Regions from separate parts of the Mus musculus genome. Here all the other regions are linked to region 1. Evidence: chromatin loops called from intact Hi-C (ENCODE). Cell type or tissue: heart. All regions are shown on one strand. Each heading gives the region's core, and the rest is flanking DNA. Links, peaks and the distances in the headings are about the cores only.

The links. A loop is a pair of places that touch in the nucleus more often than their neighbours do. Peaks named below come from ENCODE experiments on the same cell type or tissue, not always from the same donor. Only the 100,000 strongest peaks of a DNase experiment are listed, where the experiment ranks them.
Region 2: a loop joins it to region 1, with 2.7 times the contacts of the local background. A loop is called at or near these places in 5 of 42 quality-filtered maps.
Region 3: a loop joins it to region 1, with 8 times the contacts of the local background. A loop is called at or near these places in 8 of 42 quality-filtered maps.

The regions. Positions count from the first base shown.
Region 1 is chr11:98,260,815-98,270,816 of GRCm38, forward strand. Mir5119 (microRNA 5119) reads left to right here and starts at 1,792; the gene lies at 1,792-1,848. It also overlaps a transcript of Cdk12 not described here. In heart, for the core only: a CTCF peak has its summit at 4,415 (motif pointing right); a DNase peak (open chromatin) is centred at 4,437.
Region 2 is chr11:98,322,524-98,332,525 of GRCm38, forward strand. It overlaps Neurod2 (neurogenic differentiation 2), which reads right to left and starts at 7,122. Exons shown (of 2, transcript NM_010895.3): 1 at 6,911-7,122; 2 at 2,894-5,818. The coding sequence starts at 5,813. The coding sequence ends at 4,662. In heart, for the core only: no CTCF peak of the experiment used is centred there; a DNase peak (open chromatin) is centred at 6,090; H3K4me3 peaks cover 2,184 bases; H3K27ac peaks cover 231 bases; H3K27me3 peaks cover 7,825 bases.
Region 3 is chr11:98,384,702-98,394,703 of GRCm38, forward strand. Pnmt (phenylethanolamine-N-methyltransferase) reads left to right here and starts at 1,922. Exons shown (of 3, transcript NM_008890.3): 1 at 1,922-2,165; 2 at 2,636-2,843; 3 at 2,952-3,479. The coding sequence starts at 1,931. The coding sequence ends at 3,396. It overlaps Pgap3 (post-GPI attachment to proteins 3), which reads right to left. Exons shown (of 8, transcript NM_001033537.2): 4 at 6,994-7,056; 5 at 6,379-6,440; 6 at 5,976-6,112; 7 at 5,586-5,790; 8 at 3,971-5,400. The coding sequence ends at 5,337. Tcap (titin-cap) reads left to right here. Exons shown (of 2, transcript NM_011540.2): 2 at 1-252. In heart, for the core only: CTCF peaks have their summits at 1,137, 4,906 (motif pointing left) and 6,957; DNase peaks (open chromatin) are centred at 1,100, 2,170, 4,820 and 8,760; H3K4me3 peaks cover 2,996 bases; H3K27ac peaks cover 7,888 bases; H3K27me3 peaks cover 3,871 bases.

The DNA.
Region 1 (10,002 bases), core at 1,306-9,305:
TATTAATTGGGTTGGGACTGGGGAGGGGGTCGGCAGGGGACTCTTTAGTGCAGCAGGCAGGGGTCTTTCCGAATGAGCCCATTAGCCAGCCCCAACGGCAGCTGAATCGGGGCTGCAGCCAAGTCCTCTCCGTTTCAAAAACCCTCCATCGCCTGCAGCAGATCAGAACAAGGCCTGCGGGAGCCCTTAGCTTCTGATTGCAGCTGTGAGGAAGGACAAAACAATTTATAGGAAGCCAAGTAGCTCTTGTCTCACTGTCTTTCTCTTTCTGACTTTGGGGAGAAAGAAGGCTGGAATGCTGTGTCCTCTCTCACCGAGGTTTCTTGCAGGCATGTACAGGCACAAAGTAGGAGAAAACAGGAGTGTGTGGGATTTGGTATTTTTCTCTGCTGTGGGTATATTTACATATCCTTCCCATCTACATACAGTTGTGTTGGACTAGCAACCACTAAGTATATGGGCTTTCTATATAGGGTTCCCTTGGGCAAAGTCAAGTGTGTATGCAGTATGCCAGTCTGAGTGTGGGCAGAGACAGTCTGCCTGCTTTATCAAGATGAGAGAGTTAGCTCCCTTAACTTTTCCTCTTAGGAGGAAGGGCTTAGCATTTAGAAGAACTCATTTGCTGCTTTATTCAAAGTGTATTAGAAAGGCATATACTACAGTGGTACTGCGTTCTACAGTGGCATAGAGAAGGGTGTCGGGCCTGAATATCACAGGGGAGGGAGGTCTTCACCTTACAGAATTATAACTTTCCAGAGCTAAAGAGAGGTATGTAATCCAGCCTCTTTTTAGAGCATGATGCTGAAGCTTAAAGAAGGACAGTGTCTCATCCAGTCATGCAATAAGACTGTTGCGCTATCTAGGACTAGCTCCAGAGGCAGAATATTAATCTACATGAATAAGCATGAAGCCCTCAGCTTTTCGAGTGCCTGTTCCTAATAACCCAAGGCTACTTTAAGAAGGGAAAAAACAGATTCTGAAGGGGGAGAGACAGAAATTGAGGAGGAAAAGTAGATTTAAAGCTATTAGTATGAAACCATGTTATGTATCATTCAAGAATAATCTCTTAGTAACCAAGTGTGGTAACATACACCTTTAACCTCGGGTCAGTAGGTGGAGACAAGCAGATACTAAGGTCAGCCAGCGCTACATAGTGAGACACTGTCTTAAATTAGACTCCTTCACAGCCAGTTAGATAGCTTGTAAAAGTGCCTAGTCTAGCAAATTGAGATCTATCCCTAGAACCCACATAATGGAAGGAGAGAACCAATACCTGCAAGTTGTCCTTTGACCTCCACAAACACTGGCACAGGCATCCCTCCCATACACATATACATAAATGTAATTTTGAAAAAAGAATGGCATGCAAATTTTACAAATAATTTTTAACAATATAACTAAATTGTTGGGAAGAAAGTGGTAGTCATAGCCAAAGATCTTAATGCCCGTAGAGTTACCCCAAATTTTCAAAGAACCCTTGGCCCCAAACTAAGGGACTGATACTAGGGAAAACCTCCTCAGAGGCAAAGTGAAAAATTCATACCAAATCTCAGCTTAGGTTCTTTGTCATTATAATAAATTTATGTCGGAAGAATCCAAATGGAGAGAGAGCACCTTGAGGCAAGGCTAGAGGGAGTTTCACTGAATGGGATATGGAATCATGACTCAGGAGAGTTGGTGGGCACCTTCTGCCTTTCTCTTATTTGTAGAGCTAGGGGAAGCTATTTGGTGTTCTTGGACCGTGCATAAGGAAAAGTGTTGCACAGTGGTCAGAACCAAAAATAAGCTTATCAGGGCTGGCCTATGGGACAGATACTATAAGTCATCTCATCCTGGGGCTGGGTCTGCTGTACCTCCTTATGCTTGCTTTTACTGGACATAAAAAATTGGGAACCTGTTAGTAGCAAAAAGGAAAATGCTGACGAAAGCAGCAAAATGCTGAGCAACATGAAGATAGTTAAGGTCTGTGTTAGGGATCTACCAACTGATACTGTCCGTGGATAACAAGGAGACAGATCCCATTGTGTATCATTTGTGGTCAGTCCACTGCATTATAGTTGAAAGAATATAGGAATATGGGGTTAATCTCCATGCAAAGACTTTGTTCCTGCAAAGGAAATGCACAATAAACCTAGTTACCCAAATTGCAACTAATCTACTCTTGTAAACCTTTCTGTTTCATAACTAAGGCCATTTTCTGACTTTAAACTCCTTAAAGAAGCTGTGATGAACAAGAGAACCTCCAATTGAAGATGGTGGTCTGGTCTAAAGTTATGTTACCCCCTCCAAGTTAGAATCTTGCATTAACCATAACATGCATTGGCCTCTATAGTATTTCTGTGTTTCACAGCTTGTATTCTATTAAATTTTCTGACATATACCTTAAGTATCAGGGCCATGGTTTTTTACTTATCATCCTGGGAACTAGTCTTTGGAGGTAGGAATCTGGAACAGTCAGCTCTTCTGGAAGAATTCTTAAGATTCATTTGCCACTTTGGGGGCATGTAGGTTTAAGAGAATTGGAGAAAAAGCAACCATCATACTGTTACTGTTACTGTAGCTGTCAACATTGTAATCTCCGATGCATGACCACATACCCTCTTTGCACTGGTTGCTTGTCCTGTGTCTAATGTAGCTTCTTATTTTTCTTTGCAGATAGCAGCAGCAGGGATGGCCTTTGAAGAACTCCAGACACCCATCAGTTACCTTGCATCCAGAGCCTCTCAAACAATCTCATTCACAATACTTGAAGCCAGGTAGGGACTTAAAGCCAGTCAGAAGCCACTGGCCTGATTGTACATGGAGTAGCACCCCACTTGTGACAAGGGCAGTTTCTTCTCTGAAATCCCCAAAAAAGTGTCCTGAGTTTTTATTTGGCCCTATTCTGGTATCCTACCTAGTAGTTAACAAGCTCTCTCCAGCTAGAATGAGTGAGCCCTCTCTAACAGTAGCAGTTACTTCATTCCTGTGTTACCAGATAGATATGCCTCTACACGGGAGTACTGACATTATTATTCAGTTACTTTCAACCTCCTTTAGGGTGAATATCTCCCTTACCCATACCCCTTCATATACAAAACACTTTTCCCCCAAAAGCTGTTTTTTGTTTTGTTTTCTATTTCTTTTTTTTTTAATATTTATTTATTTATTATATATAAGTATACTGCAGCTGTCTTCAGACACACCAGTCAGATCTCCTTAAGGATGGTTGTGAGCCACCATGTGGTTGCTGGGACTTGAACTCAGGACCTTCAGAAGAGCAGTTGGGTGCTCTTATCCGCTGAGCCATCTCACCAGCCCTGTTTTCTATTTCTTTAAGTCAAGATAGGACAATGCTATCTCTTCTTGCCTCTAATGAACTTCACTGCCTTCTTTCTAGGTTCAGTGGAAAAGTCCACCTATCCAAACACTGCATGAGACACCAGAAGTGGAGGCCTGCAGCTCTGCAGTCATTCCCAGAGCCGGCATCTCCACCTTCCCTACCTGAGAGTAGGTACGGTGTTTCACTCACTTCACAGATGATGGGTGGCCTCTAGCTCTGTCTCTATCACTCGTGTTTATTTCCTTTCCCTGCCTCTCATATGAACTGGGACTCTAGGTTCTACATCTAGTTTCTCAAGGAATATTTTTGTTCAGTGTCTCCAAAAATGGAAGGCGTTTGTGACTCAGCTCTTCTTCTCAGTAGTTTCCAAGTCCTAGTATTTAGGATGCCCTTCTAGTGTCCATCAGGTGTCCATCCCTTTTCTGTAGTTTAGAACCGTTTCCCTCCTGTTTAGCAGGTAGTGGAGGTAGTAAACAGACTGTGATGATGGTGAAGAACGATCCAGTAACACATAGCCTCCCTCTTGAAAGCTGAAATTTTGAAGGCTTAACTGGAAGAATACCTGGCTCTTTTGAGTGTTTATCTAGTGTCTGTTCTTTAGGACCAGTATCTTGCCTCTGTCCCTAACACCCACATATCCCAGCGAATGGAAAAGGAACAGCTCTAGCTAGGGTATAGTCTACCAGTAGATGTTACTCTTGTAACTATGATGTCAGCTTTATTCTGGGCTCTATGGAGAGTTGTCAGGGTTAGAGCATCTTCCTGCCTCCCGGATGCTAGCGGTGACCCTGTCTTATCCTTTAGACTTTCTGACTTCTCTCTCGGCAGTGCTTCTCACCTCTGCAACCCAGACAGCCAAAGCAGCAGGTCCAGATAAGTGCCTCTGGATCCATCCCATAAACAACCATCAAACCCAGACACTAGTCAGGTGCTGTTTCCTAGAAGCATGTGTGTCAGAGTTGTTAGAAAGCAGGACATGTCAGAATGTAGTCAGGTACTACATGCCCATGAACTTCCCTAATGGCAAAGGTTACAACTGCTATTTAGTTGTCTTATCAGTCAGGTTACCTGACCAGTGGGGCAACTGCAGTTCTGATTTCTACCACACGAGGGCACTGCTGGCCAATTAAAATCCAAGCCCCTTAGGAAACAGATGGATGAGGGCGCTCTTTTCAGGGAATGATCAGAAACACTCCCAGAGAGCCAGAGAACCTGGCCCAGAAGCCAAAAAAATAACTGATACCACTTGTAATTCCCTTAAAATGGCCTGAGGCCTAAATACTTGGTCTTTTGGGCCTGTGATTGAGTGGATACCCAGCTGAACTTAAGTTCCAGGAGCTATGTCTTCTTCAAGGTTTGCCTGACTCCAGCTGTTTAACCCACTGTCCTCATCCCTTCAAGATGTTGAGTTCCAGTCCAGGAGGATGGGGTTGAATGGTTTCACAAGGGAAAAGGTTTTCTACAAGTATTCAAAGGAAAGTGTCTTTGTGAGAAAGTATGGAAAGAATGGAGTCTAAAATAGTGGGTGACCTCATCTCTCCCCCTGACAGCCAACCCCCACCCCCAACACAAACCTACAGGATTCAAGTTTAATAGATCTTTGTGTCTGTTTGGGCAAACCACATCTAGGACTCTAGAGAGCTCTGAGCCAAAAAAAAAAATGTATCAGAAAACAGCATGGTGGGGACTCTGTGCCATGTCATGACTCGCTGGGCATGCCAAGTGGCTTGGGATCCTGTGGGACTGAGGACCCCACAGTTTATACTCAGTCAGAATGAACAGGCTCAGGGAGATGACAGGGTCTTCTTCCTTTTCCTCCTTCCCCCATGCCTGAAGGCCCCTCCCCAGGAGGACAGCTTGATTAAACAGTCGGTGCTGCTGGAATTACTGCACAGCTGGTGCTCCCCCCAGCACCCCGAGCAGAGCAGCAGTGCAGATTAAAATCTCCAATTAGCGTTAAAGTGAAGTGAGGAGGTGCTGAGGCTGCCAAGGCAGCCAGGCCGAAACCCTGAGTTGGCACCCTCGCTCATGCCTGATTCTGAGTGCTACCCTTAGTCACTCCTTTGTGAGTCCTTTTCTGACAGTGCTCAGTGTCTGTTAGACTTGTATCACTTGAGGGGGACCTTGGGTTGGAGGCAGATGTCTTAACTGGTAAAATGCTAGGACTTCATAAATTGGAAGAAAGCAAGATCAATCAGTGATTGTGAAGCGCTGTGGACAGCCAGGCTATGGCAAGTGCTACTGCTGCTGTGTTTTGCTTACAGAAAGAGTCAACAGGACAGATCCCTTGGAGCTTAAGGTGCTCAGGGGCATGGTGTCCACATGAACATACATCTGTGTATATTTGATCCTATCTGTCCTATCTGCTCCCACCCAAATTATGGCTCCTTTCCTCCTCTCTCCATTTTTCTCTTAGCCTTCTTATAGGCATGAGTAGGCATAGCTGAGCCCCAGAGTGTCCCTATGCCTTTCCACCTGGGTCCTAGCTAGTTGCTCTTTATCTTCCTAGTTTGGAGAATAGCAGAGGTAGGTATTATACCAAGACGAATCAGACCTTTCCCTCCTGAACATCTTACCCACTCCAGAGATCCCTCTGCCCTTTCCTTTTGTTCCTTGCCTGTCAAATTCAGAAGCAGGGTAGAACAGCTAGCCACACTATCTAACTGCCCTCTGCCCCTTTAAGAGAAATGGAGGTGGTGCCTAGCTGACTTAACCTACTCACACCTCAAAAAATTAGACACCAGGGCATGGTGCCACTCTCCCAGACTGGCACATGCTACCCTGGCAGAGGTTCAAGCACACCCCCATGTCATATTCCTACCCTACATCTTCCTCTACTCTCTCTCTCCCCACATCTTTTTTTTTTTTCCTCAGCTCAAAGCACAGCTGAGCCTTAAAAGGGGGGTGGGGGTGGAAAGACCAAGCTGGGGCAGGGGGGTGTAGTGCGCCAATAGCACGTTTTCACCTGCCATTTAATTGGATGTATTTTTAATTAATGGGACCTCAGGGACCAACATGAGACAATCTGATCTCTGAATAGGGACAGGGGAGGGATTGGATAAGGGAGGAGGATTGGGCCACTGGGTGCGGTTACCAGGAATCCGGGCCCATCAATCACTGGCCACTTTGCGTTCTGGCATGGAGAATAGCGAGGTGGAAGAAAAGGGGAGGCATTGGGGAAAGGTGCCAGGATTTCCCCCCAACTGGCAGGACCTCCAGAAGAGATGGAGTTGTGCTGATTTACTCAGGTTTGCAGCTTAAATTTGCAGCCAGAATTGTAGGTAAGGCTGTGCTCTTGCTCCTGCAGTTTTGACTAGATGGGTTGATCTCAGAGAGTATAACACTATGGAAGGGGGGTGGGGTAAAACTTTGAGGTCCCTGAAGAAAAAGGGTAAGAACTAGGGACCATGGACCTGGGGCTGTGGTAGAGGAAATCTGAAAGGGGTAGAGTTGGGGGCCATTTCTACACATTTCGATAGGAAATAAGTACCATAGCAGTTACATGGAAAATGACACCCAAATGAGATCTGGTGAATTTGGGTCTGAATCTTAGAACATTAATGTTATAAAGACGGGAACTTGGAGCTCATCTTATCTGACTCATTCCTTATACAGATGTGGAAGCCAGACCCAGAGAGGAAGAACAAATTGAATCCTGCTCTGAAGTTGCTTTATGTTCTGGATTTGGAGAGTTCCTGGGAGCATTGGGCAAGAAAAAATAGGTAGGTAAGGAGAGAAGAAAGTCAGATGAAAAGTGTAAGCAATGTGTTCTGTCCTCCACTGCCTGAAGTCTCATGTCGCTGGCTCCTGATTGTTGGAGCAGTTTAGGAAAGTCAGCAGATAGAGTTTATAAGAGACACAGTGGGGAACCATACCCTTTGTGTGGCCTGTTCCAGAGGTAATTATCCTTCAGCCCTCTCTGTAGAATTCTGCCATGTTTTAAGGTCTAAGGGAAAGAAATGCTTCAGCTACCTCAACTATTAACCAAAAGGCAAATCTACCAAGGAAAACTACATTTTTCCTAGTGGAAATCTTATCACAAGTTTCCATGCTATAATAAAAATGATTGGAAACTGTTATGCTAAAGTGTCCGGGGTAGTTTACACCTCTTGTCCCACTACTACAATAAAAACAGTGGTAAAATGCAAGGCCCTACAAGAAAGCTAGGAGTGTTCCTGGATCCATGTAGCTCTAGAGTCTTAGGTCCCCTCTGGCTCTTACAGTGATGGCTTTCCTGGCGAGAAGGATACATTTCCAGTCCAGCTATCTATACCCTGTTCCCTTACTTCCTTTATTGTCTATATGCTAGGGCCAGGGAGAGAAGGATGAATGAAGGTAATGGAAGGATTTCCTACCAGTTTCCCAAAGGTGGCATTTCTCAAAATTTTCCTGTCTTAAAATCTTCAAAATTCTTTGATCTGTGCTTTATGAGGCTAAACTGGGGTGGAGGCAAGATAGGTTGGAGGGTTAAAAGGCAATACCAGTAGAATTCACCACGCTTTCCGACTCCCATCCTTACCTTCCTTCCACTCCTAGAACTGTCTTCTTTTTTAGTAACCTCAGGCCCTTGAGAAACACAGGATCTGCCTCTAGCTTCCAACCTTTTCCTGATCTGCCTTAGACTGTCAGGGGCTGTCATGGTCTGTTACTCACAGACAGGGTGAGAAGCCCTCATATTCCCCTAGGACAGTCTGGAAAAAAATCCTTCTAGGCCCCATCCTGCATCCAAGTGCCTCAGGGCTGTTGGTATCAAGAAACTGTGCCAAAACCTGTCCTGTCAGGGGGATGAGGAAGAAGAGAAGATAGTGTTGATGCTTTAGAACTGAGACCTGTCGTTCCACCCATGGGACTGGCTGCTCAATGTAGTGCAGGACAGTCATAGTGAATATTGTTTGAGGATAGGTGGCTACTGTTGACAGAGCTGCTCTTTCAAGTCTGACATACAGAGCAGTGAAGATAGCACAAAGCAAAGGAAGAAAGGTATCTATTCTCTGTAGAAAAGCCTCCTCCGGGGCTGGTGAGATGGCTCAGTGGGTAAGAGCACCCGACTGCTCTTCCAAAGGTCAGGAGTTCAAATCCCAGCAACCACATGGTGGCTCACAACCATCCCTAACGAGGTCTGACTCCCTCTTCTGGAGTGTCTGAGGACAGCTACAGTGTACTTACATATAATAAATAAATAAATTTAAAAAAAAAAAAAAAAAAAAAAAAAGAAAAGCCTCCTCCTCTCTTTATAGGCCTTGGTGACTGGGTCACCTCTGCTCCAGGTGTTGGAGGCACAGGAAAGCAGTCACCGTGCATTCTGAATGTCCTTTGAGGGACTAGAGCTGCTTTCCCTCCTTCTAATTCTGCCAGGCCTGACACCCACTTCCAAGGTTATCCCAGGGTGTCAGATCTATAGCCTTAAGTCCAAGACTAGAACCTGCTAAGAAGTCCAGAAGAAACTCAGGCCCTTTGTGGGAAAATACCTAGATATGAAATAAATATAGTAGAAAAAGATAGCAGCACCAAGAATTCATTACATTCTGGGATTAGTCAGCATTGGCCTAGTATTCCTCCCTTCAGTTTTCCTTTCTTTTCGTTTTGTTTTGTTTTGTTGAGACATGGTTTCTCTGTGTAGCCCTGGCTGTCCTAGAACTCACTTTGTAGACCAGGCTGACCTCGAACTCAGAAATCCGCCTGCCTCTGCCTCCCAAGTGCTGGGATTAAAGGCGTGGCCACTACTGCCCGCCTCCCTTCAGTTTTCCCATGGGTGAGAATAGATCTGGAAGTCTGAACCTTTCACCCCGATACTTAGAAAGCTGTTGTACAGATTCTCCTTATATCTTCCAGGGCCTTAGACAGGAAAGGAGAGAGAGAGATTGACAGAGGTGGCAGTGCCATTGTGCTCACTGGCCAGAGATGAAATCAGGAGACATCTATTTCTGAAACAGCATTCTTACCCCATCTTCTTCCTTTTACATGCTGATGGCTCTATGCCCAAGTGTGCTAGCTCATCTGGCAGGTGATCCTGTTCCACTGTGCGGGCAGCCAGTTCTCTGCACAGAGCACACACTAGGGTCTCACGCTCCTTTGCTCACTCCTCTCCGACTATGTTGTAGATTCCTAGGGATGAAATAGAGTGGTCCTGGGGTAGGAAGTTGTGGGCACTGGGGCCTATGCATACATATTTGCCTGTCTGTAAGAGGGGGAGGAAGAAGGCTGCTGGCAGCTTAGCAGAGCTTAAGGTTCTGGTGACTCACAGCAATGGGGGTGGTTCATGAAAACAACAGAGGGGAAGGGGGATCAAGTCTGTTAGAGTTTTCTTTTGCCCCAGTCCTGCCTACTCTGAGCTCTGTAGATGAAAAATCTCTCATTAGATTAGGAGATGTCCCAGCTATGAAAAGAAAGGGAGAAGTGGGAAAGAAGTGAACAGGAGAAGCTGAGCTTTCCCAGTGAGGCTTCTCATGAGGAAAGACTGAGACATTGCCCTACATAGAAGATATTATACATCCATTTGTGGCAGGACAGTCAGGAAGCCTGGGCACTTTCCAAAAGAGAGGTTTTCCTGGTAAACATCTATTACTATCATTCCTCAGTTGCCTGCCTAGAACTCTGTGTACCCAGCTAACACAAAAGTTTTAAGGGGAGGGGAGGGTGGTGTTTGTTTGTTCTTGAGACAGAATCTCATTATGTAGCCC
Region 2 (10,002 bases), core at 1,114-9,113, 62 kb after region 1:
GAAGAGGAGGAAGTCAGAGTTGGGCAAAAGAGAATGAAATCTATGGCCCTTGTCTGGGTAGCTATGAGTGTGTGGAGGGAAAACAAGCTGGTACAACCCCCCCCACCCCCCACCCTCGTGGGGTGTCTAGAGAGAAGGGTTTCCCTGTTGCTGGTCCACTAGAACTCAGTTTGGTTTGGTTTGGTTGCTTTTGTTTTTGTTTTTGTCTCTTCCAGTAGTTCATCCAGTTAGTCCCATAGGTGACAAGATCATAGCTGGAGTTTCACTAATGGACAGTGAATGTCCCGGCAGTGGTTGGGATGGTATTAAATGACAAGGGGAGAAGCAACTACAACATCCTTCCCTTATCCTGCCAGATAAGCACAAGAGTATCTCTGTTTCTCTGCTATATTCGAATGCTAGGAATGGGACTGGGGGGGGGGCTGGAAAAATCAAGGAGAAAACACTCTCCAGTCTGAGCCTCCAGACATTGGGTCGGGCAGCCCAGGGGTTGATCTGAATAGGGCATGGATTGCTTGGAGAGCCTGCTGCTTAGGCTAGCGGAAAGAAAGGAACCCTCTTTGCACTTTCTGCCTCTGTCCAGCACCCTACCGCCAGCACCCTCTCTCCCTAACCCCCCCCCCCCCCACTTCCCACTTCTGTTCGTAGAGCTTCTCAGGATGTGTGTTCAGGCAAGCCAAGCGAGAGAAAGAGATCTGTGAGGGGGCGTCTGGGGCCCAGTGTCCGTGCATATCTTCTTCTCCTGCTCATCTTACCATCTCACCAGGGCAGTTAAGTGTGGTGTTGGGGAGGAGGGCTGTGGCGGGAGGCTAGAGTCAGCCAGAGTGCAGGGAGTCTGGGGGAAGGTCAGGGATTGGAGTTGGGCTGCTGGCAGGATTCATTAGAAGCAAGGGCTCCAGTGTCCCTGCCCCTAAAAGGGTCTTTGAGTCCCCACATGGCCTGACCTATAGATGCCATGGCCCAAGAGTCACTACCTTTCCAAGAAGCTGTAAACTGACTTCAGAACAGAGCAGAACAGTGTGCGGTAACTGAAAGAGCTATGTAGGAGAGTCTGTGATCTAGCCAGGGAGCCACGTGGAGGGGTCCTTTACATCCGGCCCCAAGCCACCTGGATCCTGCCCAGCTTGGAGTTCAGAGCAAGTTCTGGGAAACCAGCTGAGTGGGAGAGAAGCCCAATTATTAACCTTGTTTCCAGGGCAGAATAAGAGCCACATCTTGGGACGATGCCCAATTCCTTTTCTTCCAAGTGTCCCTGCCAGGCCCTGCCCAGCACCTGGAGCAGACCGGTTCCTTGGGTTAGGGTCAGAATGTGTATCTTGCAAGCTTCTCAACTCCCCCACAGAAGTGGAGGATAGAGAAGATGCACCAAAATCTTTCTCTCAAGAATAAAAGTCATTCAGAGATCTGTTAGATCTCATTAGCCACCCACGGGGAAGAATCCCAATGACAAAGGGCTCACTCTCACTCTGGAGAGGTGGTCCTGAGAGAAGCCCAGAGAACTCGGCAAACATTTTAAAAGGCTTAACAGTGAATGTCTCCTAGGAAGTCTGCCTGCAGGAGAACTCGATGGGCTCTGCTCCCTAGTCCCAGGCGGTAGTCTCCCTCGGCAGCCAGAAGGAAAAATGTTAAATACGGGTCAGCACCTAGGAGTGGACAGCTCCCGGAGTCCCTCAGCCTGCAACTGCATAGAGGCCACAAGAGGTTGTTTTTAGGTGTGGGAACTCAGTGGAGCCGCTGGGCTCAGTTGCCGCTAGTCTGCTTCCTTTTTGGCATCCAGACTCCCTCCTTTCTCTTCCCTGCTTCTGTTAGGAAGATCTCATTTTGGGTCATGGACCTAAGAGCCATTAGCATATCTGACCTCAACCCTGAACAATATTACATTCAACCTCACTTTAATCCTAAAATGATCGTGTTTTGAGACGGGTAAAGGCACCAAGGGAAGGTTCTTCAGGGTCGGGGGGAATCCTTAGGTCTCCTCAGGTTCTAGGATGCAAGTTTTTAGGACCCAGACTCCCTTTCAAATTTTTCAGAGCTCTGATAGGCACTGGGGTCTAAGGAGGGAGGAGGCATCTTTTCTGGAAAGCCTTTGGCCAAGCTGTCTCTGCCTCTAGGGGTTATGGGGAACAAAATGATGAGGTACAAGTGAAAGTGGTCCTCCTGAGTGCTTTCCATCAAGGTCCCCCTTTTCTAGAACTGCAACAGAAAAACAGACTGTGCAGGCATTAATCAGTGCTGCCCCTTTTGCTCGTGTCCTTAACCAGGGGCCCCCTTCAGATTCAGCATCCAACTTTATTCACATCCCCAAAATGTCCAGGGTCCATTCCTTTGAACCCACTGAAACAGAAGTTTAAGATAGAAAGGTGATTGTTTCCATTAATATTTTATCCTCATGATCTCTCTCTCTCTCTCTCTCTTCAAGAATATCCATGTCTGCCCCCCAAAGGTTCTCTTTATTTCCACTCCTCTGGCTTTTGTAACAGTAAGTCAAGGGTTGTAAAATGGTGGGATGGTCCCGCTTTGATAACTGTTCATTGATGGAAAGATGTTTTGTTTTCAGAGAAAATCCTTAGGTGTTTGGGGGAGCTGGATGGATGCAAGTAGAATGCAGGGGTGCTTTGTGCTGGGTGCCTATGTAAATCTGGGTGGGGCCTAGGAGGGGCAGCGAGTGAGTGTGACTGTTCATGAGCCCACTGTGGTGAGTGAGTGAGTGTGTGTGTGTGTGTGTGTGTGTGTGTGTGTAGGTCTTGCAGTGTGGAAACCCCACCCAGGAAAGCCCTCAGTTATTTTCTTGAGCTTCTGAGCAGTCATTCACTCGACATAGCCTCAATCACTCCAGCCCCAGATCAGTCCTTGCCCCCACCCATAAAAGGAGGCCACTGTGAGAAAGCGGGTCTGCTTTGCATCTCATTTACATAAATATTTATTAATCGTCATTAAACTCAACAGAAACACGCAATGCACTTCGGGTGTCCGACAGGAGTTTCATCTTCGCTACAAGAGGAAGGTAAAATTGCGTGTGTGGGGTGTGTCGCCTGTGGGTTTGCGTTTTTTGCATCGTGTGTTTGGGTGCCTGGTTCCCTGCCTCCGGTGGGGGGGGAGCTTCACCTGTTGCCTCTTGCGAGGGGAACCTCCAGAGGAGCCCTCAGTTCTCCCAGCTCACTGGATGACAAAAGTCAGGAGGAGCCTAGAACCGAAACACAAAACAAAACAAAAAACAAAAGCAACAACAACCCCCCCAACAAACAAACAAACAAAAACCCAAAACAACCCTCTCTAGCCACCAGAAATCACCAGGAGCTTGGCGCCCACGGAGGCACAGTCTGGACAAGGGTAAGGCTGTTCCCAGGTCTGGGCTCCTCCACCTTACCCCAAGAGGGGACGGACCAGAGTGCCTATAGAGAGGAGGTACCAGTAGACAGCTCCTTCTGTCCCCGGACGCCCGGGGCCTGCGTGTGCGTGCGGTGTGGTGTGTGTGTGTGTGTGTGTGTGTGTGTGTGTGTGTGCGTGTTCGCGCGCGCGCGTGTGTGTGCGTGTGTGGTGTCTCTCATGCAAACCCTCCCTCCCCAAACCGACCCCCCCTAACAGTTTGCCATTCCATACAAATTTGGAAACAGGTTTTTAGAAAACAGTATGACGCACAACGGGGCAGGGCGGGAGGAGGGCAGTGGCACTGGGGTTCCAAATCTCCGAGTCATTGATTGTAAGAAACTGGGGGGGGGGAGGGGCGGCGCGGGCCCCCACTTCACCAAAGTGCACAGATCCGCGCGTGGGCGGGGCAGCCAGCAGACCCGAGGAGCACCCAGGTCAGGCTGCTAGGCTCAGTCAGAACCTCCTTGCATAGATATTTGTGTCTTTTTAAAAATTATTATTGGTAGTATTTTTTATTATTATTATTTGCCTTTTATTGCTTCTAAAAGTTCTTAATGCGTTTTCTCTCCGATCCGGACTCTGAGTTCGGCCTCCGTTGCCTCTCAGTATTTTTTCCTTTTTCTTTCTTTCTTTCTTTTTTTTTTTTCCTTTTGTATGTTTGTTTGTTTTCTTTAAAAAGGGAAAAGGAAAAATGGTTCTAGTTACAAATTGGCTTGGCCTCTCTCTTTCCTCTCAATCCACATCCCCTCCCACCAAAATAAAAAATAAAAAACGCGGAGATTCGTGTTAGGGTGAAGGCGTTTGGGCTCCCTGGCTGTGGCCTCTTCGAGAAGGAAGAGATACCAACTCTTTTCGGCCTGGGAAGCTCTGTGTCTGTTTTGTTTTTGTTTTTTTAAAGTAACTATAAGTGGGGGAGACACTATCCCGAGACTCAGCAGCCCCTTACCAACTGCCTCTGGCCTGTTGGGAGGTGGGGAGAGAAAACCCAAGTTTGGGAATGTGGAGGAAGTCTCTTGGGAGGGCCTGGCGGGAGATCCCCAGAGATGCTCTCCACGAGAGAAGGGAGGAGGAAGCCCGCTGGGGAGAGAGAGAAGGCGAGTCCCCAGAGGCAAGCGAGGCCCCTGGGACGGGCCACCCACAGGTAAGAGAGCACGCCGCTCTGGAGAGCTGCAGAACCGGCGGCCCGCGCTCGAGCGCCCGGCTCTGGAGTCGGTGGGAGCCCCTGAGCTCGTGGGGCTGGGGCTAAGGGGCCGGACAAAGGCAAAGAAAAAGAAAGGGGTCGGCGCGAGGTCTCAGTTATGGAAAAATGCGTTGAGCTCCTCGTACATGGGGCCCCGATCGTGGTGAAGGTGCATATCGTAAGACAAGAGATTCTCGGAGTGGACGCCCCCGCGCACGGCCGACGAGCCGAAGACCAGCCCGTGGCCCGTGGGCCGTGAGCCGGGCAGCGCCGAGTAGTGCATAGAGTAGTGGTAGCTCTTCTCGTGATCGGGGGACGAGTCCTGCTTGAGCGAGAAGTTGCCGTTGAGACAGAGCGGGGGACTGAGTGGACCCTCGTACTCGGAGCTGTTGTAGTCCGGGCTAGCGCCGCCGCCACCGGCCGCCGCGTACAGCGTCTCGTAGGCGGCGCAGTAGCCGTGGGTCCGCAGGGCGTGCGCCGCGCCTCCGCCCAGGCCGCCAGCCGCCTGACACTGTGCGCCTGCCAGGCGGGAGCACGGGTATGGGTACGGATGCATGGCGAACGGGCCACCCGAGCCGTGAAAGCGGCCGGCGCCGTCCGCGCCCTGCTCCGTGAGGAAGTTACGAGAGTTTAGCTGCAGGCAGCCGGCCACCAGATTCGTGGTGGGCTGTGACAGCCCCTTGCACAGAGTCTGCACGTAGGACACCAGATCCGGCCGCTTCCCGGAGCGCAAGATCTCCGAGAGAGCCCAGATGTAGTTCTTGGCCAGGCGCAGGGTCTCGATCTTGGACAGCTTCTGCGTCTTGGAGTAGCAGGGCACCACCTTGCGCAGGTTGTCCAGAGCCGCGTTCAGGTCGTGCATGCGGTTGCGCTCCCGCGCGTTGGCCTTCTGTCGCCGCAGCTTGGAGCGCTCCAGACGCGCCTTGGTCATCTTGCGTTTCTTCGGCCCGCGCTTCTTGGGCCGCTCGCCTTCCGCCTCGTCCAGTCCTTCCTCCTCCTCCTCTTCCTCCTCCTCCTCGCCGCCCAGCTCTCCTTCCTCCTTGACCTCAGCCAACGTGGGTTCAGGGATCTCTTCTCCTCCACGAAGAGACACTGGCTTGGCGGCCCGGGCGGGTCCTGGAGCCCCCGACCCGGGAGCAGGAGGAGGCTGCGGCGGCGCGTCGCCCTTGTCGCTCCTCGGCTCGTCGTCGTCGCCGTCGCCCCAGCTGGCGAACTTGGGCACGTCCGAGAGGAGGCCGGGCTCGCTGAACAGGCGGGTCAGCATGGTGCCTGAGGGCGCCCCGGGGGCGGGGAGACAGACAGCACAGAGTGAGGGGCGCGCCGGGGTCACCACGACCCCCCAACCCGCCTCCACCCCCCAAGTCTCCGTGAGCGCCCCAGCTCAGGGGCCCCCGATGCCCACTACGTCCTGCTGCCCCGCCCAGAGCCGGCCCAGCCCTGCCCGGCTGCCAGTGGGGGACCGCGGCCCAGGCCCTTGCCCGAGATCCGGGCTCCTGCTCCGCCCCTGGCCCGGAAGGAAGCTGCTCTCGGCCGGTGTCGGGGTCCCAGAGAGCTTGACCAGGTGGGGGGTTAAGGGACCAGGTCCATCTTCCCGGGGAGGCGGTGCTCTCGCCCGAAAGCCAGCTCTCTCCCGGTGACGGAGAGAAGCTGGGCGGCCGCCGTGGGGACGCTGCCCCGGTTCCTCCTCTCCACGGTCCGGCCCCTCGGCCTGGCTCCCCAAGCCCTCCGGTGCCTCTCACCCCCAAGCTCCCTAATCCAATTTGCAAGTTGGCCGCGCGCCGCCCCCGGCCGGGCCCCCACCCCCGCAGCCCCAATTCTAGACACCGGAGCACCGTCTCCTCTCTAGCTGCTGCTTACGGGTCTCCCGGAGCGGGCTCCGGGTGCGGGGACTGAAGAAGCCGGGCGTGGGGAGGAGACCCAAAAGCGAACCCTGTTCGTCTCCCTTGCGGTCAGGGACCCTCTTCCCCTCTTCAAACTCCCTCCCTCCCACACGTCTCTACAGATCTCGTTGTATTTTGAGATCCTTGGGGAAAAATCCAAATTTATTTGTTTGCTTATCTTTTTTGGTGGTGGGAAAAGGTCACAGGTTCCTTCGGGACAGTCATGGGGGGGGTCCCATCTTCGCTTCTTCGAGTGCCTCATGACCCTTCCCCCTCAGCCCATCCTAGGCATACCATCTCCTTCCGCAGCCCCTTAAGCTGCGGCCCCAATGGGAGAGAGAACACGGGGCGCCCCCGCTGCCCATCCCGTAAGGGGGTAGGGTCCCAGGAATAGGAGAACTGGGGGGGACTTCCATGTCCGAAGCAGCGCCCCCCCACCACTAATAGCAGGTCAGATCTAGCTCCCTCTCGGACAACTTACCTCAGAGAGGAGTCAAGGGGAGAGGGGAGGGGAGGGGGGAGGGGGCAAGAGAGAGAGGGGGGAGAAGAGGAATCTTCTCGCTTATTTCATTGTTCCCCCATCTTCAGGGAGCGGGGGCAGCGGTTCCTCAAGGCGGCGGGCGCCGGCGTCTTCAGAGCGCCATGCGAGCCGCGGAGCGAGTGTGGCATCTCTACCAGGCGGGGTACCAGCCTCTATGCCAGGCCATATGGGCTTGGCACGTCACGGGCAGCAGCTATCACATGAGAGACGGTGATTGGCATGCGTCTGCATTGGGGGAGAGCCGGCTCCCCCGGGACCCGCCGCCATCTGTCACTCTCTACTCCAAAAAAAAAAAAAAAAATTAAATAAATAAAGGAAATAAATAAATATCTCTGCCGCCCTCCCCTCCCCGCCCAACGCAGGAAAAGCAGAGATTGAGAGGGAGGTGGGAGGATTTGCCCCCCTCAGATATAGAACCCCCCACATGGGAACAATGGGGTGGCAAGTCTGGGAATTGGCGGTTTGTGGTTGCCAGGCCAATTCAGGGCTCTCTCCAGGGTCTTGATCTGTCCATTTCCCTGTCTCCAGGTCCCTAAGGTGGGTCAGGACCAGACCCTGGGGTGTGGAGAAGGGACCTCGGTGCTTACTGCCGCTCCCCAAGAGAATCCCCTCCACCACAAAGGGACAGCTGAGGCTCCTTCCAGGGTGGGTGTGGGGGGCATCCCTGGCCCAAGCCCCATAGGTAGATGCTGGCACCATGCCATTCCTCATCCCTGTCTGCCCCTCCCCCACCCACCCTCACGCACACACAACATATGTGGCTGAACAAAATTCAAACCAAGGGAAAGACAGAGAAAGGGAAAGATTTGCCTCCCTGGGTGTCTGTGCCTCTGCATGGGCGTGTTGTGCGTGCGCACGCGAGTGCTCATGTGTGTGTGTGTGTGTGTGTGTGTGTGTGTGTCTGTGGGGACATGTGTGTCTATCTGTGTAGTCATCACACAGGAGATCTTTCCTTGGGTGTCAAGGGCAAATGTATGGTGGGGTGGGGTGGGGAGGGATTTGGAGATGAGCTATGTGTCCCTATCTGGGTTAAGGTGGGCACAGATCTGGATTCCTAACCCAGAAGCCCTCTTCCTCCTCTTCCTCCTCCTTCTTGAGTCACTGAGGCCTTACCACCCCTGATCCTTGCCAGGTAGGCCATCCACCAATGCCTCTCTTTTGGCCTTCTGATTTGGTTAGCTGAAGGAAAGGGTATGACTGGTTGCAGGCCGCTTAGAGTTTTTAGACAGGACCCAGCACTCTTCCTCTCTGCAGAAAATACAAAAGCCACAGAGGCTGACCCCATCAGTCACAGGAGAGGCCAGAGAGGAGAAGACCAGACAGGTGTCTTGCTGAGGGAGGTAGGAAATGGATGCTTTATTTTACAGTTCCCCTTGCAAGGTTCCTATCCTGCCAGACACAGATGCAAATGGTACAGGTTAAAGGGAGGAGCTTCCGACACACCCACCTTCCCACCAGTTCCTCACTCTGTGGTGGAGAAAATGGAAACACACCCCTGTTCAGAGTTAACCTGTGTGAGAGACAAGTACTTGCAGTCAGGGGTAGAGACCCTTGACCACACTGGACTCAGGCAGGTGCTGTCTTCAGGCCCAAATTTCTTGTCTCTCCCTTGACCTACCTGTGCACACCCAACAACCTTGGCTCACATATTCAGATGCCAGCCAGCCACATAGCAAGCACAGAACCACACAGACAAAAGGAAGACCGCACCACATCCCTTAGTCCAAGTGGATGCCCTCTGGTCTTACCTGGAGAACCCTTCTCAAGGGAGTCTTGGGCTGATAAGACAAGAATTCGACGTTCAGAATGAACAAGGTGCTCCACAGAGACACATGCTGGCTTGAAAGGCCTTGAGAAAGTCGGTATGAAGCTTGGACACTTGGAGGTCAGGGGCTGAAAGAAGGTCCAAAGGCCAGGCACTTCCTCTTCCTTCCACAGAGGCAGTGCAGGGAAATGGATATAGCTAGGTACCCAGGGGGAGGAGGAGGGGAGCAAGCTGAGACTAGAACCCAGGACCCCTTCACCAACCCAGTTGCCTTGGTGGTCACCAAGGACAAGAAGACCTTTATAGGCTCTGCAACTAGGAAGTCAGAGCCCATCTAAGTCACATAGCCTGACACTGTGGATGGAATCTTGGCAGAGGCAAAAGCAAAACCAGGGGCACTACTGGGTTGGGGGCTGGCTTGCCAGGACACTTCCAGTTTGGGGTATAATTTCAAGGGCGTTCATGACTCTGTCTCCTCTAGCCCCTGGGCTGTGAGGTGTTTTGAACACACACACACACACACACACACACACACACACACACACACTCACAGCGCGCGCGCACACACACACACACACACACACACACACACATGCATGCACACACTCACGTGCATAATATGAGTTCTGATTCTTGGTCTACTCTGTTCACCTGGTTTTCATCTTGTTTTGTTTTTGAAATGGGGTCTCACTAAGTATTCTTGGCTATCTTGGAAATCACTATGTAGACCAGAGTGGCACCTGAACTCACTTTTGCCTTCAGAGTGCTGGGATTAAAGACATGCACTACCACATTGTAAAAGACAATGCTGAATTCTAGACTGGGGATTTAGCTCCAAGGTAGGGTGCTTGCCTCAAGAGCCCAAAGCCCTGGGTTTGAATCCCAGCACAAACAAAGGAACTTTGAGATAGTCTTCTCAGCCTTGGTTTCCCTATCTATAAGTGGTAGTCTGCTTGCTTTATAGGGCTGCTTGCTGGTTGACACTAAGTAGCATGATAGGTTAATGAGTTTAGCATAGGGCCAATAATAAAACACTCTCCCAATACATACCAGCTTTTATTTATTTATTTTAAAGATTTGTTTGTTTAATGTATGAGTGCTCTATTTGCATGTGCACCTACATGCCAGAAGGGGGCATCAGAACCCAGGATAGATGGTTGGGAGTCACTATCTGGTTGCTGGGAATTGAACTCAGGACTTCTGGAAGAACAGCCATCTCTCCAGTCCAACATGTTTTATTATTATTAAGACACCGTGCAGGACAGTG
Region 3 (10,002 bases), core at 811-8,810, 120 kb after region 1:
TCCTGAGTCCCCACAGGGAAGGGAGCGAGGATGGCGGGCACTAGGAGTGGAGAGCTGAGCACCCTCAGCCCCAGAAGAAGAGACAAGAGATCCTGGTGAGAGGAGAGGCCCCTGGGAATGGCCTGCTCGGGAACAGATGGACTAGGAGAAGGATGTGCAACGCTCTGGAAAGGAGGGGGATGTGAAGAGGGTGGAAGTGGGCAGGCCCCCAGCACCCTCTGGTAGCACTGCAATAAATGCTCAGCCATGTTCCACGCTTCTCTCTTTCTTTGTGGTTGGGGTGGGCATGAATGTCCACCGTGCACTTCTGGGAACAGCCAAGCATTGGAGCTAAATCTGGCATAACCAGAGGGTACACTCCATGCTTAGGGGTGGGGTACAGGGGCAGAGCTGTAAACAGGGGGAATGTCTGGTCCCCCTTCCTGTGCCACTGCCCAGCCCTGGCTTCATGTCCAGTTCCTGGCACTGGAGCGTGTCTAGCAGGCCAGCTGGCTTCAAGGTTTGTTTAAATGATATCTGTGGAGGAGGTTATGGAAGGGGCTGGCACCAGGGCCGTCCTTGGCTGTGCCTTGGGGTGTGGATGGGGTCAGTGACCCTAAGGCCTGTCAGTTGTAGATCCAGACAGAATCAATCCTTGGCTGGCATCAGGTGTCCCACTGTCCCTGGCCTGGGTGGGAGGACAGGGTTTAAGTTCCTGTCTGTGACCTCTGCAGCTGTTGTGATGATCCCCATCCCAGCCTGGGTGTCTGGCCTTTGGGATAAGGAAGGGACACTGGGTAGGACTGGATAGAAGACCAGGACTATCTTAGCAGAGGCTAGTAACCCTCCCACCCCAGAAAGACATAGGACTTTCTTAGGACTTAAAGGGTCTCTGCTTTAGCAAGACTGGGGATGCTGTTGCCAGGGTAGCTTGCCATTTTGAGAACATGGGAAGGAAGACAGGCAGATTATGTTCCAGATACCTGGAGCACTAAGCAAGGCCTGAAGGCCAGGCCCTGCCATCTTCCTAGTGGGGACACGATTGTTGACTGAGGGGTCGGGATCAGGGTAGGGGTGTGGGGATGTCCTGTACCTGCGAAACTGTACCTGCGAAATGCCAAGAGTGCGCATGCGCTGCCCCTCTAGCGGCCGTGGCAGTACCAAGAACATGCTCTGTACTCTTTGTTCCTACCTGAGTCCAGTGTCCTGGACCTGGTAGGAACATCCTGAACCAACCATGCTTGCCTGGCCCCCAGATAAGCAGCACATAGCCCTAGAGGCCTGCAGGGGATGCCCGGATGTTCTGCTTGCTAAAAGCATTAGCACGGCTCACCTTCCTTATCTCTGCTGCCATCCGATGCTCAGGGCAGAGACCTGCTCAGGACCCAGGGTCCTCAAGACAGAGGCCAGAACAGAGTGTCCTTTCTGGAGGAGGGAAGGGGTGCTGCAAGATAGAGATGGGTTAGAGGTCTGGAGGTAGGGATGGTATTATAAAGAAGAGGAGTTTGTAAGGGGTGCCCCGAGAGAGGGGAGGAAGTCTGGGAAGGATGCTGGGACTGGGAACACAGGCTAATTTAGACCTCGGGAAAGAGAAGGGGTGAGATGCTGGGCAAAGAGTCTTTGGGAGGTTGGAGAGGAGCTGGGGTACCGCTGGAACTGAGGCTGGGGGTGTAGGGCAGCCCTGGAGCGATCAGGGGCTGGGGGGGGGGGTGGAGGGTTTGTTGAGCAAGTGGAAAGCAAGGGTGGGGCAGGAGCGATGTTCTAAAGGGCGCCCCCCACGCCCCCGCGCGTCTGTTGCTCAGACACTAACTGAGATGGATGGAGTGACAGAGATGTGGTGGCCTCAGGCGCCTCATCCCTCAGCAGCCACCCACCCCTGTGACGGAGGGGTCCGGGCGGGGGGACCCAGTGGTAGATAAAGGGATGGGGGAGAGGAGGTCTCAACAGAAGCATGAACGGTGGCTCAGACCTGAAGCACGCTACAGGGAGTGGCTCAGACCCGAAGCACGCTGCAGAGATGGACCCTGACTCCGACGCTGGCCAGGTAGCTGTCGCCTTGGCTTACCAGCGCTTCGAGCCCCGCGCCTATCTCCGCAACAACTACGCGCCTCCTCGTGGAGACCTGAGCAACCCTGATGGCGTCGGGCCTTGGAAGCTGCGCTGCATGGCACAAGTCTTTGCTACCGGTGAGCACCGGAAACGGAGGCATGAGAGAGCAGAACTCATGGGGAAAGGTGCCTACCTAGCAGGCACAGACAGGAGCGGGCCTGTAGTCTTAGCGACTAGGGACGCTGAGGCTTGGAGGACCACTTGAGGCCGGGAATTGGATGACTGACTAGACAGTTTAGAGTCTTTTTCTTTCAAGGGGAGGATGTTTAAGATTGAGAGACGGATGGGGCCAGGTGAGAGAGATAGGGAGAGGGAGGGGGCGGGAGGGGGAGGTTGGAGAGGCTCATTCCTTGATGTCTCGGGATCGTGATCTCCCCCACTAAATCGTAACTAGAGCTAGTTTCTGAGGGGTGGGACCCGAGTCAGAGGAGCCCTGTCAGCACAGCACTTGCTCCAGATACTACCCTGAAGAAGTGCTGAGGAGAGCACGAGGGGAAGGGGCGGCTGAGGCAGGAGCCACTGGTTATCCCTGCCTCTGCTCCACCAGGTGAGGTGTCGGGACGGGTTCTCATTGATATTGGCTCCGGCCCCACCATATATCAGCTGCTCAGTGCCTGTGCCCACTTTGAGGACATCACCATGACAGACTTCTTGGAAGTCAACCGTCAGGAGCTGGGACTCTGGCTGCGAGAGGAGCCAGGAGCCTTTGACTGGAGTGTGTATAGTCAGCATGCCTGCCTCATTGAGGACAAGGGGTGAGAGCTGGACTGGCAGCTTCGTAGCAGTGGGTGGCTGGGGGGGGGGCTGCAGAAGGCTGAGTCTTTGGGGTAGTCCTGAGCCCCGCCTTGTGCCCCCCTGTACAGTGAGTCCTGGCAGGAGAAAGAACGCCAGCTTCGAGCGAGGGTGAAGCGAGTCCTGCCTATCGATGTGCACAAGCCCCAGCCCCTGGGAACTCCCAGTCTGGTCCCTCTGCCTGCCGACGCCTTGGTCTCTGCCTTCTGCCTGGAGGCTGTGAGCCCAGATCTTACTAGCTTCCAGCGGGCTTTGCATCACATCACCACACTGCTGAGGCCCGGGGGTCATCTCCTCCTCATTGGGGCCCTGGAGGAGTCCTGGTACCTTGCTGGGGAGGCCAGGCTGTCTGTGGTGCCAGTGTCTGAGGAGGAGGTGAGGGAGGCCCTGGTCCTTGGTGGTTACGAGGTCCGAGAGCTTCGCACCTACATCATGCCTGCCCACCTCTGCACGGGGGTAGATGATGTCAAAGGCATCTTCTTTGCCTGGGCCCAGAAGATGGAGGTGCAGGTGTGAGGGCCCCAAAAATGCCAGGTGTCCTGTGCCTCCCAAAGTCCTTATCACCTGAAGTGGAACCTAATAAAGTGACAGTTCCCGGCTGTGACTGTGCTGGCTTTGGAAGAACAACCCCTAGCTTTTCTCTTCTCCCTGGAAGCCTCCGTGAAGGCTGCTTTCTACACCACCCATCCCCCCACCCCAGGAAGGCCATGCTCAGGAGGCCACACGGCACCTGCTGTATGCCAGGTGGCTTATGACCCAGCCTCAGCTGGGTAGTAGGTCCCGCCAGCTTGTCCCCAGGTGAAGCGCAGGGAGCCTGAGTAATAAGAGCCAAGGCTGGAGAGCCAGAGGCTGAAGTGAAGAGGTGGGAGGTGTTAAGATCCAGACGCAAATACAGGCCGAGACCCAAGAAGGCAGGAGCCAGTGCCAGCCTCGAAGCCCAGCCCCTGCCCTCTGCTGGCCTCGGGCTCTGCTTAGCTCCTTGCCTAGTCCCTACCACCCTCACGCTCATGTGCCCAGGTAGAGAGATCTGCCACCGGTCAGTGATTCCTCCTTCCCTCCGGCCCACCTTATACACATAGAGTAGCAGAGTCAGGGTGAGGGAGGCCAGGAGTTGCTTTATTAAGCATGCCCTTTCCTGCCTCCGGCCTTAAAATTATTCTTAGTACAAAACCAAAACAAAACAAAAACCAAAACCCTAATAGGCTGCCTAAGTACCTGAGCTGGAGCCTTGGCATAGCTATCCTCCCCCGCAAAGAGGGGGTAGAGGACAGAGGCAGGGCTCAACTGCAGACAGCCTTCCTGATGGGTTGGTTCAGGATACAGGCTGAATGGGCCCTGCTTGCCCTGGGATTGGCCGGGGAGAGTCCAGCTCTGACAAAGGGAACTGAGTGGGAGGTCCACCATCCCAAGATAAAGAACCAGGGGGCAGGAGTGGGTACTTCCCCCTCCGCCTCCCTGCCTTGGGGGGGGGGGAGCTAGTTCTGCAGGGCGCTCTCAAGACGTGGGGGGAGGTATGTGATTTGAGTGGAGTGCAAAGGGGGCACTGGGTGGGCACCCACACTCCCACCCAGCATCCCAAAGTCTATCAGGTCATGTGTATATCCTAGCAGCTGGATGGCCTTGGGGCCTGGGGCAGACTTGGAGTTCCAGTGACTGTTGATGACTTGATTCCAGAGTTCTGCTTCCGCCTCCTACCAGCGTATCCGGTGCATGTTCATCTCTTACACATACCTTCCCCAAACCACCTCAGCGCCCTGCCCCCTGAACTGCAGTACACTCTAAGTGAAGACCCACAGTGCCCCAGCTCACTGGCCACATGGTCATCTCTGCCCCTGGCTTGGCCCATAGCCCTCTATGTGTCAATGTGTCCACTCCCAGTCAGAACAGCAGACTGGGTTCTGATCCTGAGCTTCCCGGGGTCCTGGCTGGGTTGTGGGAGGCAGGGTAGAAACCCCTCCTACCCAAGGAGCCCGGTTCCTCAGAGCTGGAGAGAAACCTGGGCAGCTGAGAAGCAAGCATCCAGCGCCACCTAGTGTGCCCTGACAAAAAGAGATCCCAACGAACCCCAAAGGCCTGTGGGTGTGGTTTGGGGGGTAAGTGGAGGTACTTGGGGTGGCACTATGGGGGTGAGTGATGTGGAAAGGGAGGGGTTGGGGAATATAGACGCAGCCCTCCTCCTCTCTGTGAACCTCTAAACTTGGTCTCCGTTCAGGCCCAGCCACCGGACAGCTGCCTAGTCCCTGCCCCAGATGTGGGGAGGCCGCCCCCAAGACAGGTTCCATGTGAAGGCCAGCAAGGGCCAGGTAGCTACAGGATTTCAGGTCCAAACCCCACATAATCAAGTTCAGGAAGCTAAAAGGGGAAAAGCCAATCATCTCAAGGGGGGGGGGGGAGAAGGGAGATGCCCTGAGACGCCTCAGGGACGAGGCGGATGGAGCCACTCTCTCCCAGCCTCTTTAGTCCAGCTTGAACATGGCTCCAGATTCCTTCAGTAGGTACAAGCTGTCATCTTCCAGAAACCTGTGGGTGGAGAGATGAGCCCACTGAGGCAGTCACCCAGTTCTGAGAACGTCCCAGTCGGTGGGGGGGGGGGGGACAGCAGGCAAGTAGGAGGGCCAAGTGGGTATGGGGAGCCCCAGCCTGCCCTAGGAGCGGACAAGGAAGGGCAGAGAAAATGGAATCCAGAGGCTGGGTGGAGCACTGACCTGAAAAAGAGGGTGTGGACCGGGATGGTGCTGATGTGCCAGATGGCGTGGGCGTCCAGGACCCAGAAGAGGGGCGGGAAGTCAAGCAATTCCAGCAGGGACAGCCCCTGCAGCAGCACTACCACCACCATACACCTGCGGGTGTGAGGGAGGCGCTGGCGGTTCCGTAGGCACCAGACCAGCCACCACGCCAGGTTCACCAGGCCTGGGGGGGCAGGAACAGGAGAGATTTACTCACTGGATCTTCCCCTGGACTCTGGCTGCCTTCCCCTGACTCCCCTCACCCCCAGTCTCCCACCTCAGCTTCTCCCTGCTCTCCAGAACCTCCCTCCCGCCCCCCACCAAGAATCCACCCTGTGCCCAACTACAGCTCTTTCCGCAGGGGCTCACCGATAGCCACGTTGGCCATCATGTTGTAGCCGTAGTCGAAATGGACAAGGCTCAGGTAGGATATGTGTCCTGTCAGCAGCAGCAGCAGCAGGGCACCGAAGGCACTGGCCACAGACGGGTGCTGTAGTCCCACGGTCCTGTCCAGGCACCCAGAACAACTCAGAGTGTGGCTGGCTGTCCTCAGAGCTGCGTCCCCTCAACTATTTCCTTGCCCAAAGGGTTGAAGGCTCCCTGAAGCCACCTTCCTCACCCTAGCCCACCAAGTCAGCTGGTTCAGAGAAACCAAGGCTCAGAGCTCCCAGAGAAGCCAGATCCATCTCTCTCTGGTATCCCCACCCGGGTCGGGCCTGTAGAAGAGAAGGGCAGGGGCAGTCCCCTCTCTGTCTTTGCCCCAAGTGCTCACCTGACACAGCACAGGTAAACAGAATGCAGGATGACAGCTGAAGCGCAGAAGTAGTCCATCTTCTGAGGGTGGGAGAGCCCATGGGGCCATGTGAGAGAGCAGAGTATGGCACAGGACTGGCGCAGGCCCACAGAGAAGACCCAGGGGACGAGGCAGGGAAGGGACAGAGCCTGGCCTTGCAGTCATCAGGAGCCCTACCTTTTGCCCCCCCCCCCCCGCCCATGGCTGTTTCACTGTGTCCAGAACATTAGAATGGCTCAGCGTTCATGGCATTGAGAGGGCACAGCACACCGTGAACTCAAAATGTCATTTGGGATGTGACAGACATGGACTGTACTCATGATCACACTAGCTGGGAAACCCTGGGGAAAATGTCTCCATCTCCTCTCCCCCAGCTCAGTGGCCTTATAGGTCAGAAAGCCAATGACAAAACTCTCCTGCCAAGGTCCAGGTATGGCTCCATGCACTGCCTGGTTTGGGATACCCGGCAGAGATGAGGTTCTGCAGAGATGTGTGAGCTCTATGAATGGTGCTGCCCTCGCTCTGGGGAGCCTGTCCTGCCCTCTCTTGGGCTCCTCTGGGACTGTCCCATGCAGGGGGCTGGGAGGCGCTCACCTCTGTGAGGTCAGTGTCCCTGGTATGGAAGACTGTGGACCAGAACCAAGCATTGAGAGACACCTGAGGAGGGAGGGGCCAGTCAGCATGTTGCCCAAGGTGGAGGAGACCTGTGGGGCTCTGTTAGACAAAGTGTTTCCTGTGCCCAGCCAGGCCATTGAACAAGCAGAGGACTCACTTCCAACCTACCCCACTCCCCTCAGGAGGATTTCCCACCACTGTAAACTACCACCCAAACCCACCACGCCAAAAAGAGCTGCTGTGGCCTCCGCAGGTTCTGGCCGGGCCAAGGAACCAGTCCTGGCAGACTCAAGTTCCCAAATTACCCAATCTCTAAGACAACAGCCCCCAGGGCCCTGCCTCCTCCCCCACTGCCAGGTGATGACAACCCCAGCCCAGCCCAGGGGAGCCTGTGACCTCAGCTTCTGGGGGCGGGAATGAGGTGGGTGGGGTGGGGGGACTTGAGCTAGCTTGGGGTGTGTCAGGAGGAACAGCAATCCAGGGAGGGAAACGAAGCAGATCCCACTGCAGCCCAGCCTCTGAGGAAGACCAACCTGGCCAACCTAGCCCAGCTTCCAGTCTAACCCGCTGAGCCAGTAGCTGCTCTAGAGTTTCGGGAGGAGCAGGGGCGGGATAGCAGGACGGCCTAGGGGAATGCGGGGGGGGGGGGGGGGGCTCTTCCCAGAACTGGGCAGTGGGCAGGACTTGCAAATGCACCGTACTGTGGGAGTCCATGCTGGTGTTTTCTTCAGGACCCATTCCCAGCACAGGCCCCAGTTACTGAGAGAAGAGCGAGCCAGGGCGGAGACACACACCAGACCCTGAGGAATCGGTGGCAGCCAGTCACAAAGGGAAGAGCAGGGCTTGACCTGCCTGCCACTCCTGGGAGAGTGGGCAGAGACACTTGCAGGACAGGCCTGTGGGAGCTGCCCACTTAGGTAACACAACAAGTGGCCAGTCAGGGGACACAGGAGCAAGTCAGGAAGCCAGTCTGTAGGGGCCCATGGTAGGAGGATGCGACACAGCTGAGTTCCTGAGATTGCTAAGAGCTGGGGGTAACACAGAGGGCGGGAGTGGAGGCAAGGCAGGGCTAGGAGGCAGGCAGATTCCCTGATGCTGGGTTCTGGCTCTGGGAGCGGTCTGTCCCCACCCACTGCTGAGCCTGGCTTATCTCTGGCAGCTAGTCCCTCACAGTGCCTTCTACTTACACAGGCTACCTGAAGAATGGCCTCTGTAGCCTTCAGAAGGCTCTGAGGTGCATCTCATGGTGGGTAGGCCTCTTCCGTCTCTTTCCTCAGGTTTGGGGGGTAGCATTACATTTCCTGTGGGTACCTGGCTGTGCCTCTCAGCCTGCTACTGACTCTGAGAGGGGAGGTCACAGCCTGTGTCCCACGCCAAGTTCTCAATAAGCAGACTTCCCGATGTGGCCACATATTTCCTTCTGTGGTTTTCTACTATTAGTCTGGCTTTTAAAATTGGTTTATTAAGGATGAGTAGCCAAATCTGGCTTGGGACATGGGTTGTGACCCTTAAGTTCAGAACAAGTCTAAGCCCTCTCTCTTCAAGTGGGGCAGGCCTGAGTAGCCCTCACCTCCCCCACCCTACACAAGGCCTATAGTGAGATTTGTGGGTGTGGGGAGATGGGTGACCCCAGGCTGGAGACAGGGCTCAAGTAATCACAAGGACCAGGCAGACCAGGTGCAGGGATATCTTAGGGAGGAGAATGGCCCTGGGACCAGTGTGTGTGGGGGGGAGGCAGCAGGCACTGGCAGCCAGCCAGGAGTCCTTGTCACCCACAGCAGGAAGGGGGAGGTGACAAGAGGGCTGAGCTAAGTGGCAGTTGGAACCCTGGAAGAAGAGAGTAGAGGTGCGCAGGGCCAGGCCTGAGCACCACAGACAGTGGGGGCTGCTGGTTCCTTATCTGCATGTCTCCCAGGGGCCTTCTACTTACTGAGTCCTATCTGAAGCCTGTACTGTACACCCCCGCGATGTCCCTCTCTCTTACGGAGTGACCCACGAACGGTGGGATCTTTCTGATACTTTCCTTGCACTCAAAGGCAGTGTTGCTAAGAAAGCAGGCCGAGGAACCAAACCTGGGGGCTTTAAGCTCTAACCACAGCGCAGCATTTCCTGTGTGTCCTCAGGCAACACACTTACCTGTCCTGCCTCAGTTTCCCACTACCTGCGGTTTCTACTGCTGCTGCCTGGTACACAGGTAAACTAGGAATCTAGGTTTTCTCCATCTCATTCACCAGGCTGACTCCACCATGTCCTTTCATTTCTTTTTCCTCAAGGGCCACCAAATTCAAGATTAAACTGTGGGGCTCTGGGACCCCGGCTCCTACAGTGCAAAATATGGGAAGAACCCATTTTTGTGCTCCCAAGCCACTGTCCCATGAGCATGGATGGCTCCCCTGTCCCATCAGTGTGGTCCCAGCAGGTGCTGTTTCTCCTCAGAGCTTATAGTCAGATGCAAACAGAGGACAGATGGACAGGGAAACCCCCACACATACACAACTGTTCTATATTCCTTGGCTGTGCCCAGTGTGGTGGGAGGGGCCACAGGGGAGGTGAGAATCATGCGTAAACAATGAGAATGGAGGACATGGGCCAGGGTGGCAGTGGTGTCGGGGGGTGAGGGGACAAGAGGTGGGTGCAGGGAGGCAGGGGGCTGGCTGGTTTAGTTTTGCTGGCAAATACAAAAACAGACAAAAATATCACAGCCGTGAAACTGGTTGGATGCCAAGTGAGCCAGATCTGTCAGGAATTTGACCCCAGTGTTAAGCCCCAGTGCTCGGGGCTGTCATTGACACCATCACGGTGGGGACAAGTGGATCTTTAAATAGCTTGGTGTCTCAGAAGTGGGGGAGGCAGAATGTTAAATATGATGTCTGTTGCCTTTTCAGGGCCACGGGGGCCACAGTCAGACTGCCTTGGGCTCCCTCCATGGGGAGGCGGGTTGTTTTTCCCTTCATCAAAGAAGGATTCCTGGGCTAGTGAGACATTTTT